2 separate regions of the Mus musculus genome follow, and region 1 is linked to region 2. The links are chromatin contacts, found by Hi-C or POLR2A ChIA-PET in ENCODE. All regions are on one chromosome and are shown on one strand. Each heading gives the region's core, a stretch centred on a gene start or an enhancer-like site at or near the end of the contact. The rest is flanking DNA. Distances are from core to core; before and after follow the strand shown. Region 1 overlaps Slc9a9 (solute carrier family 9 (sodium/hydrogen exchanger), member 9). Region 2 holds the start of Dipk2a (divergent protein kinase domain 2A).

Region 1 (4,034 bases), core at 525-3,024, 150 kb after region 2:
AGTCGGGCACTGAAGCCATCACAGAGCTCCTCTGGATCGCCTTCCTTCTTGGCGTGTGCTGAGTGAGTATTCAGCCTTGGTTTGTACACATTAGGACTTGATAGTCAGTTTTACTCGTAGAAGAATTGAGTTGAAGCCTAGATGGAATGCCAAGGATTTGGGGAGTCTGGAAGGAATTCCCATGTAGTGCCACCACCTCTTAGAAGGTTTTCAAAAAGCAGGTGCATTTCTGGGGTGGTTAGACCTTGGTGGTACTTGGAAACAGAGCACAGCTCTGTCCCTTCATGAACTCCTTCCAATAGGAAAGGATAAAGCTGGAAAATAGAGAACTATGGCATTTAGAGCAGCAGCAGTATACTGTGTGCTTCTTCTGAAGGTAGACTTCAGGAAGTACCATATGCTAAGCCCGTTCTCTTCATGCTCAACACAGGTAAAAATGTAGGATAGAAAAGAGTTATCTGCCAAGTGAAACCAGTGCTACCTATGCCATGAGAAAGGCGCACTCAAAGCAGCTGGCTGCTGCTGTCCTGTCCTGCACTGTAATGTTTGATTCTCAACACCATTTGCTAAAGTTCTTCTGTGGATCCAAAGTATCTTTAATTTTAACCTTTGGGGCCAATATTATTATGTTATGTTATATTATATTATATTATATTATATTATATTATATTATATTATGGCTTCACAAATGTGAATTTGTTCCAGATATTTAGGACTAAACAAACATTCTTCACTTTCATATAAATAGGAAGTTTAAATTTTTTCTTTTGAAGAGGAAATGGAAATTTGAAAAGTAAAAACAAATAAACAACCAGTAAAAACAACAAACAAACAACCTAAACATCAGGGGTGGGGACGTAGTTTGGTGATGAAGAGCTTGCCCATCATGTGAAAGCCCCAGATCTGACCCAAGCAACCAGCAACAACCCTTGTCTATTGCTAATGTTTCTTTCATTTATTCTCTGTCTTCAATGGACTGAGTCTCCACAATTACACTTCTGAAATAGACATAATTTCTAGGAGGGTACTTACTAGTAAGCCGGAGGAAAATAGTACCAGAATAACACCGTAATGCTAAAGTGCAGGTGCCAAAGGTTTGTATAGACCCCCAGGCACTCAGAAGTGCTGCTGTCCTGTGGTGGCAGGGCTGTCAGGGAGGCTTACAAGGAAGCATCCTGATGGACTCTAGATGCAACTGTGGGAGAGGATGGGGTGAGGGTGGGAAGACATCCCAGTCAGAGGGAGGGGCATGGTATACAAGTGAGAAAAGCAATAAATATCCCAGGAAACGAAGCATCTTCTATTTTTTGGATGTATGGAAGACCAGAAAACTGAGGGCAGATTCGACTATGGGAGCCACTGAACACCAGGTTGGCCTGTTCACGCTAGTCAGCAGAGAAGGGGGATGTTAACAAAGGCAAAGGCTTAGTTTGGCTGCAGCAGGCAGGAAATAAAGCAAAAGCAGAGACAGCACTTGGGTGGAAACCCAGGGGCAGGTGGAGAGGAAGGACAGGTGGGGGTCGGAAGGAGGGGAGGAGCTACTTGGTATTCCCCTGTGAGTTCATAGGAAAGGGGATGGGAAAAATGGAGAAGGAGTTGGATTATAGGGAAAACTCACAGTTTTAACACATCTCATCATGAATATGTTCATGTGTGTTCTAGCACGTTATATATTTACACTGCTGAGCTGCAAGGGCGGGTAGTGCATTGAACTGGGATGTCGGGTGGATCGAGTCCCATTTCAAAAGTTGTCAGCACTGTTAAATTTATCACTTCTACCCCCCATAAATCAGATGACTGCAGTGAACCGACAAAGGAAGCTCCTCCGTGAAAATTCTGCTAAGTCTCCACTTCCTGTTTGAAAAGTGACACTGTCAGTTGCTTAAGGGAAGTGGTTTGGGGTTCTGTATACTGCTGAGTAAAAAATGTGCTATTGTTTCAAAAAAAGGGAATCTGATCCCCTCCCAGTAGGTCACAGAGCTACTATGTGACTAAGACTTGTAAGAATGTTAAAAACAAACAAGCAAACAAGACTTACAGACACAGCTAACTATATGCCTTTAATTGGGCTCTTCCCTTTAAGGGAATCAGTTAATTAAGTCTGCTTTTCTCACTGTCCATATTTCCCTTTTGATTCTTACATGTTTATCTATCTTTGAGCCTTCCAGGCTTTTACCGTGTGACATTCTTGCACAGAGGCCAGGGCCAGAGCTCTTCTGGCAATAGGAACAGTTTGATCAGGCAAAGTCAGGAGATAAATATGTGCAGTTAACAGTGGGGCACTCTTGGGAAGGATACAGGAAGGCTGGGGGGACGATCTCCTCCTGTAAAGCTTTTCTAGACACGCTGGGAGGGAGAGCCCCAGGGTGATTAATCGCCATAAGGGCTTGGAGACGCTTTGGCAGGCTACTCACGGTGTAGTAGGTTTTATCCATCCTTCACATTCTACAGAAACAAGCTGCGGTGATTCCTGTCTCTCTATCTTGACCAGTCTTGGCATAAGAGGACCCCAGTGCAGCTCAAGCTTGCAGAGAGGACCCTGAGGCTGCCTGGACACTAAGGGGCTTTCATTTAACCCTTAGTTAAGAGAACACTTGTTATAAAGAAGGAAGTTTACTTACAAAATTTATAACTTGTAAATTGTAATAAAGAAGCAGTCCCACTGGGTTGGTCTGAGGTGAGGGCAGCAGATGGTATCACTTCACAGTGGCACAACGTTCAGGAAAAGATGGTCACATCTCAAACAGGAGCAGAGGGGTGGTGGGCATTCATTTGACCAGGCTTTCCTCTTCCCGTAACAGACATTTCTAAAGAACTTGAGGGGGTTGCATGAGCAGCACCCCAGAACCTAGAATCCACTGTTCCACTTTCCACAGGATCCACATTCTGTGGAAGTGACCCTGGGGAGCAACCTTCTCTCACAATGTGACCATACCCAAGCCATAGCAGTAAACACAAACTCAGTAAAATGCCCCATGCACCTACTTCAATCCTATTTGTTTACAAATTCCATGCAAACAATGCCATACATTATAACACATATATAAAAGTAAAAAATTTCAAGGATTAGCCGAAAGCAAAATATGAAATCTCTTCTCCTTTCTACTACTCTGTAGAGCATGGGACACCTCACTTTAAGGATCAGCAATGCCACTTATTTTATGAGAACTGTTGTTACCTTAACCAGTTCTGTCTTGGTCCATTCCAGGCCTTGGCAATGGAACATAAGCAGATAACCATATACGATAACATAAATGGAGGTAAACTTAACTCATCGTTCTGAAGGTTGGAAACCAAAGCTCAAGGCACCCACCTAGTGTGAGCTCCTCCTACAGTGTCAGCATGAAAGCCATCAAGAGGTAGAAGCAGGAGGAAGGGATAAGGGACCACAACTCATCCATCTTCCTGGAACACACTTGTTAGGGTTTGAATCTAGAACGGTCCCTCAGAGGGTCACCTTTGGAGTATATAGTCCCTAACTCCTGTCTATCCTGAAGGCTGAGGAGACTTTATGAAGGCAGGGCCTGGCGTGTGGAAATGGTCCAATCCTAGACTGCTTTTTAACTGCATCTTCATGTGCACACACTCTGCTACATCCCATCCATGCCTTCCACTCCATGATGGGGTGAAACCTCTTAGCAGCCACAGTGGAAGCCTCTTCTCTTAGGAGGCTATTGTAACATAGATATAGAAAACAACCAGTGCAACGCTCTATAGTAATCCACTCCTGAGAACAAAGCCAATCCATTCTTCAGGCCAAGCCCTCATGGTCCAAGGTCTCTTAAAGGCCCCACCTAGCCATGCAGTTGTATTGGGAATTAAATTTCTAACTCAAAACTCTGGCTGACATGGGTGACATATGAAAACCAGAGCAACTTTTTCAGAAGTTCTTTTGAAATCTATGGTATGGTGTGGAGACAGAGTCGGGGGATCTTGGCCTGGTATGGGATGTTCTTAGGAGCAGATAAACCTTTGGGGAATACAAAATCAAGTTCTTTTGTGTCACAAGCACACAGTCTCAGGCCCACTGTTCA
Region 2 (3,986 bases), core at 167-2,666:
CAGTTGGGCTAGAGGCCAAAACCCTTTTCCTTAGATCCTAGCTCCAACCTAAAAAAAAAAAAAAAAAACACTTTAATTCCTTCCTTAACCGGATTACCATATGACTAGGGCAGGCCACAGCATCAGGATGCAAAAGTCCGTCTTGGCCTTTAGCCTTCCCAGCCCAAATCTAACTCTTTCCCCCATTTCCTAGCTTCTAATTCCACGCAAAGCACGAGTCACGAATTAGCTCCCTTCACTTTACCACCACCCCACTCTCTGATCTCATCTTTCCCACCTGGTCCCAGAACTAGCTGATTGACTAACAGGGAGATGATCTAAGAAATAAAACAAAGACAGACTCGGGGAAGTTAGGCTAGCCAGGCGGGACAGCAAAGGACGTGTGCCCAGGGTGCCCAAGTCCTCGGAAAGAGGTACAAGGGCTCGCTATCGCACTGACACTGGCATCCAGACTGGGACGAGCGGGAGGGCGGAAGGAAACTCGCGAAGAGGCATTTTGGGAGAGTTGGGGACGCACTCCCTCTGGCGTCGAAGAGCCCCGCGCCCGCGCCTACCTGTAGCACCAGCGGCTCGGGGTTGAAGGCCAGGGTGAGCAGCAGCTGCATGCGCTCGGAGTCCTTGAGGTTACGCAGCAGGAAACTGCCCGAGTCCTTGGTCTCCGCGTAGCGGCGCACCAGGCGGTCCAGCAGGCGCTGCGAGGGGCAGTGCACCAGGTCCGACCAACCCTCCACCGCCTCCGGCGTGAGCAGCCGCACGTCGCCGTTGAGACGCGCGAACTCGGTGCGGGGCATGGCCTGGAGCAGGTCGCAGCGCGGCCGGCCGGTGGCCCGCTTGCAGATGCTCTGGTCGAGCTGCGCCAGCTCGCGCTGCGAACCCAGGCGCTTGAGCACCACGCGCCGGCGGCCGCCCTCGCGGGGCTCGCCGTACTGCGCGAAGTACACGTTCTTCACGTTGAGGAAGTCCAGCAGGCGCAGGCGGCCCCACGTCTCGAAGCCCACCTGGCCGTTGAGGAAACGGCGGCACCAGCTCGTGCCGAAGCACGCCGGGCACTTATTGAGCTGCAGGAAGCGCCGGTCGGCGAGCTCGTTGCGCTGCCAGGAGGCGAGCAGCGACGGCGAGTGCAGCAGCATCAGCACCAACAGGCTGCCGAGCGCCGCCAGCTTCAGTGCACGGGACAGGCGGCCCAGCTTCAGGGGCACCAGGCGCCACATCCCGCCCGCGCGCGGCAGCGGCCGGGGCCGGGGCGGGCGAGCGCACCCCGCCGGGCCGCCCCACGGCGCCGAGGCCCGCGGCGCAGACGGAGGGCGGCAGCGAAGGAACCCGAGGACGGGCTGCGCCGGCCGAGCGCGGCGACTTCCCGATCGGCTGTCTCCACAACTCCCGGTGCCCTCCTCCGAGCTCCCCGCCCTCCGACTCCGCGGGCGCCGCCTCCTTGCCCGCCAAGTTATAGAGGCGCGGGGAGGGGGGGGGGGAGGAGGGAGCGCGGGAGCCGCGGTCGCGCGCACGCGCACTCCCGCCCGGGACGCTTGAGCTGCGCCTTGCTGGGTCCCGGGCGAGCAGCGCGCGCGGGGGCGAGTGAGGAGTCCCGGACGCCTCACACTCGAGAAGCTACGGTGCGAGGAGGGGAGGAGAGGATGCGGCGGGGCCCCCACGCGCGGGCACGCCCGAGAGCGAGGGGCGGGGCCGGGGGCGGGGCGAGCGCGCCCCCGGGAAGCGTCAGCGCGAGCTCGCGGGGAGGCGGTGGAGAGGGTGGGTGGAGGGCGCGCCCGGGAGGGCGGAGCTCGCCAGCTCCGCCACCGGAGACCTTCAGTAACGGCTACTCTGGGGTGACTGTCGGGCTACACAGGCGCCCCGGAGGCCTTTGTGGGAAGGTCATTGGAAGGGAGAGGGCGGAGGCAAGCGGGAGCAGAGAGGCCCATCCTGGGAGCGGGAGGAGGTGGGGCCGAAGCCTGGGGGCGGGGCTGGAGTGGGGCCGGGCCAGGTCCTGGGGGCGGGGCCTGGCCGCCCGCTCCGGGCCTTATATGGTGTGGCGCGCGCTTGTTCTTTTGACTGGCGGGACCTCTGGGTCGCGCGCTTTGTGCCGCCGTAGGGCCTGCGGGCAGACAGTGGGCCAGCGGTTAGGGACCGGAATGCCGCTGCAGGGCTGGCGATGTATCTGCGGAGGCTGAGTTACGGTTTCGCTGAGTGAGCACTGGCGGGATGAGGTCCTTCCTCACCGGCGCCGCCCGCCGGGTCCCCGAGGAGCCCGGTTCCCCCATGCTTCACAGGCTGGGCCCAGGCCTGCCTTGCGGCCAGGACGCGTTGCTGTGGCGATGACCCCAGGGAGCCAGGCCGTCAGGTGCCGCACCTGTGCGGTCTAACCAGCTCCTAACAGCAGACTGCGGAAATAACCTGGCCTAACGCGCGTGGGGTTAAGTTTTAGAAGGTCTGGGATCTTCAGCAGTAACTTCAAAATATGTTCTATTAGAATACTTTTTTTTTCTTTAACTTTTAGCACTCCTGTGATTGTTGGTCGAGTGGATAGCTAGCTAATTCCTGGTCGCTGTTAAATATACTTTTACTGCGCTGATTTTTAGAGGTCAAACAGGAAAATCATAGTAAGTAGTAACGGGTATGCAAAGAGTAACTACTGAGACAGTGAGACTTATCTATACAAGATCGTGAATCACTTTCCCGAATTTTCTGTATTTGATTGTAGCATGAGGACTCGCTTCTGGAAGAATACGGGTAAGGTCAACGTTTTGTGTTTGGTGATGTAGGAGTTCAGTCTTTGGAAGAAATTTTCAACGTGGTGGTGATTTTTACAGGCTACTACAGAATACAAATTTTAAGATGTTAGCCTTCAAAGGCTTATGCAAAATGGCTGAGAAATTTGGCTGATAGAAAAAGAGCATCCCATGTTTCCTTTGGCAGAAATTTGATTTAACTTGCTCATCAAGCATCCCCCAAATCCATACAATAAGGTTATGTAAGCAAAGGCTCAAATGAAGTTTCCTCTGGAGTGTCTGGAGCGACTGGAGACTAGAACTGCATGGTTCATTTGTGCTGCTGAGGCAGAGTTGTAAACGAAGCGAATAATTACTAACCTGTGTGTTGTCTTCAACACCCCGTCTACATGCTAGACAATGTGTGGAATCACTTTAAAAACAAAATCAAAATATTCTTTCTGCATTTTATCAGTGTAAACAAACAAGGTTATTTTACTCAACACAAATTGCTTTGCTTAAAACTAGTTTATATTTTAACAGCTCTGAATTTAGGGAGTCAGTGGTGGCCTTTCTGCCTTAGTCCCTCTCCTAAGAGTGAAGTGAGGATTTAGAAACATGACACATCAAACTCAGTTGTTGCAATTAAAACTTCTAGATATTAAGATAGTCTTCAAGAATTTAATAACTTTTGCAACAGAAAAAAGTTTTGGAGACACATAAGATAAACTCAGAGATTGGAAAAGATCAGTAAGTATTAATGTATTTTTCTCCACTTTCCAGTAAACCACAGGATGCTTTTAGCTAATGGATTGTAAACTGCAAGCCAGAGTTCTTGATCATTATTTTAAATAAGAACAGTGTAATTTCCAGTGTGATTGCCATTATTACAAATGTATCTAGTACAATTAAAGACCACAGTGGTTTAAATAATTTTTTCATTTATGTATGTGTGCTCACACACACACACACACACAGGGTGTTAGTGGGGTTGAGGTAGAGGTCCGAAGACGGTTTACAGATACCAGTTTCTCCCTCTACAATGTGGGTTCATGGCTATTAGGAATTCAGATAGCACGGCTTGGCTGCAAAAACTTGCTGAGTCATCTCACCAGTCCAAAGCCACAGTGCTTTGATACCAGTCATCTAATTTGAAAATATTTAATACTGTGTGTGTGTGTGTGTGTGTGTGTGTGTGTGTGTGTGTGTGTGTATGCATGTCAGTGGATGTATATGAACCACGTGAGATCTGGAAGATCAGAAGAGTCATCATAGCTCCCT

What was found. A loop is a pair of places that touch in the nucleus more often than their neighbours do. ChIA-PET counts read pairs that join two places held with the same protein, here RNA polymerase II (POLR2A).
Region 1: a loop to region 2 is called in a map of heart, with 2.6 times the contacts of the local background. The contact joins the enhancer-like site here to the promoter of Dipk2a in region 2. A Hi-C loop is called at or near these places in 9 of 37 maps with a recorded cell type or tissue (Patski, T-helper 1 cell, heart and 2 more). POLR2A ChIA-PET finds 5 or more read pairs at or near these places in 3 of 5 experiments (Patski and embryonic stem cell).

Annotation. Positions count from the first base shown.
Region 1 is chr9:94,690,042-94,694,075 of GRCm38, forward strand. The region is part of intron 2 of Slc9a9 (solute carrier family 9 (sodium/hydrogen exchanger), member 9); the gene reads left to right. Among named protein-coding and RNA genes, the nearest start is that of Slc9a9, 22 kb to the left of the region's middle. Within about 2 kb of position 1,775, at least 1 of the 3 ENCODE cell types and tissues checked has a DNase peak (open chromatin) inside an H3K27ac peak, as active enhancers do; it is heart, where a contact is called at or near this core.
Region 2 is chr9:94,536,665-94,540,650 of GRCm38, forward strand. Dipk2a (divergent protein kinase domain 2A) reads right to left here and starts at 1,417. Exons shown (of 3, transcript NM_001033145.2): 1 at 555-1,417. The coding sequence starts at 1,211.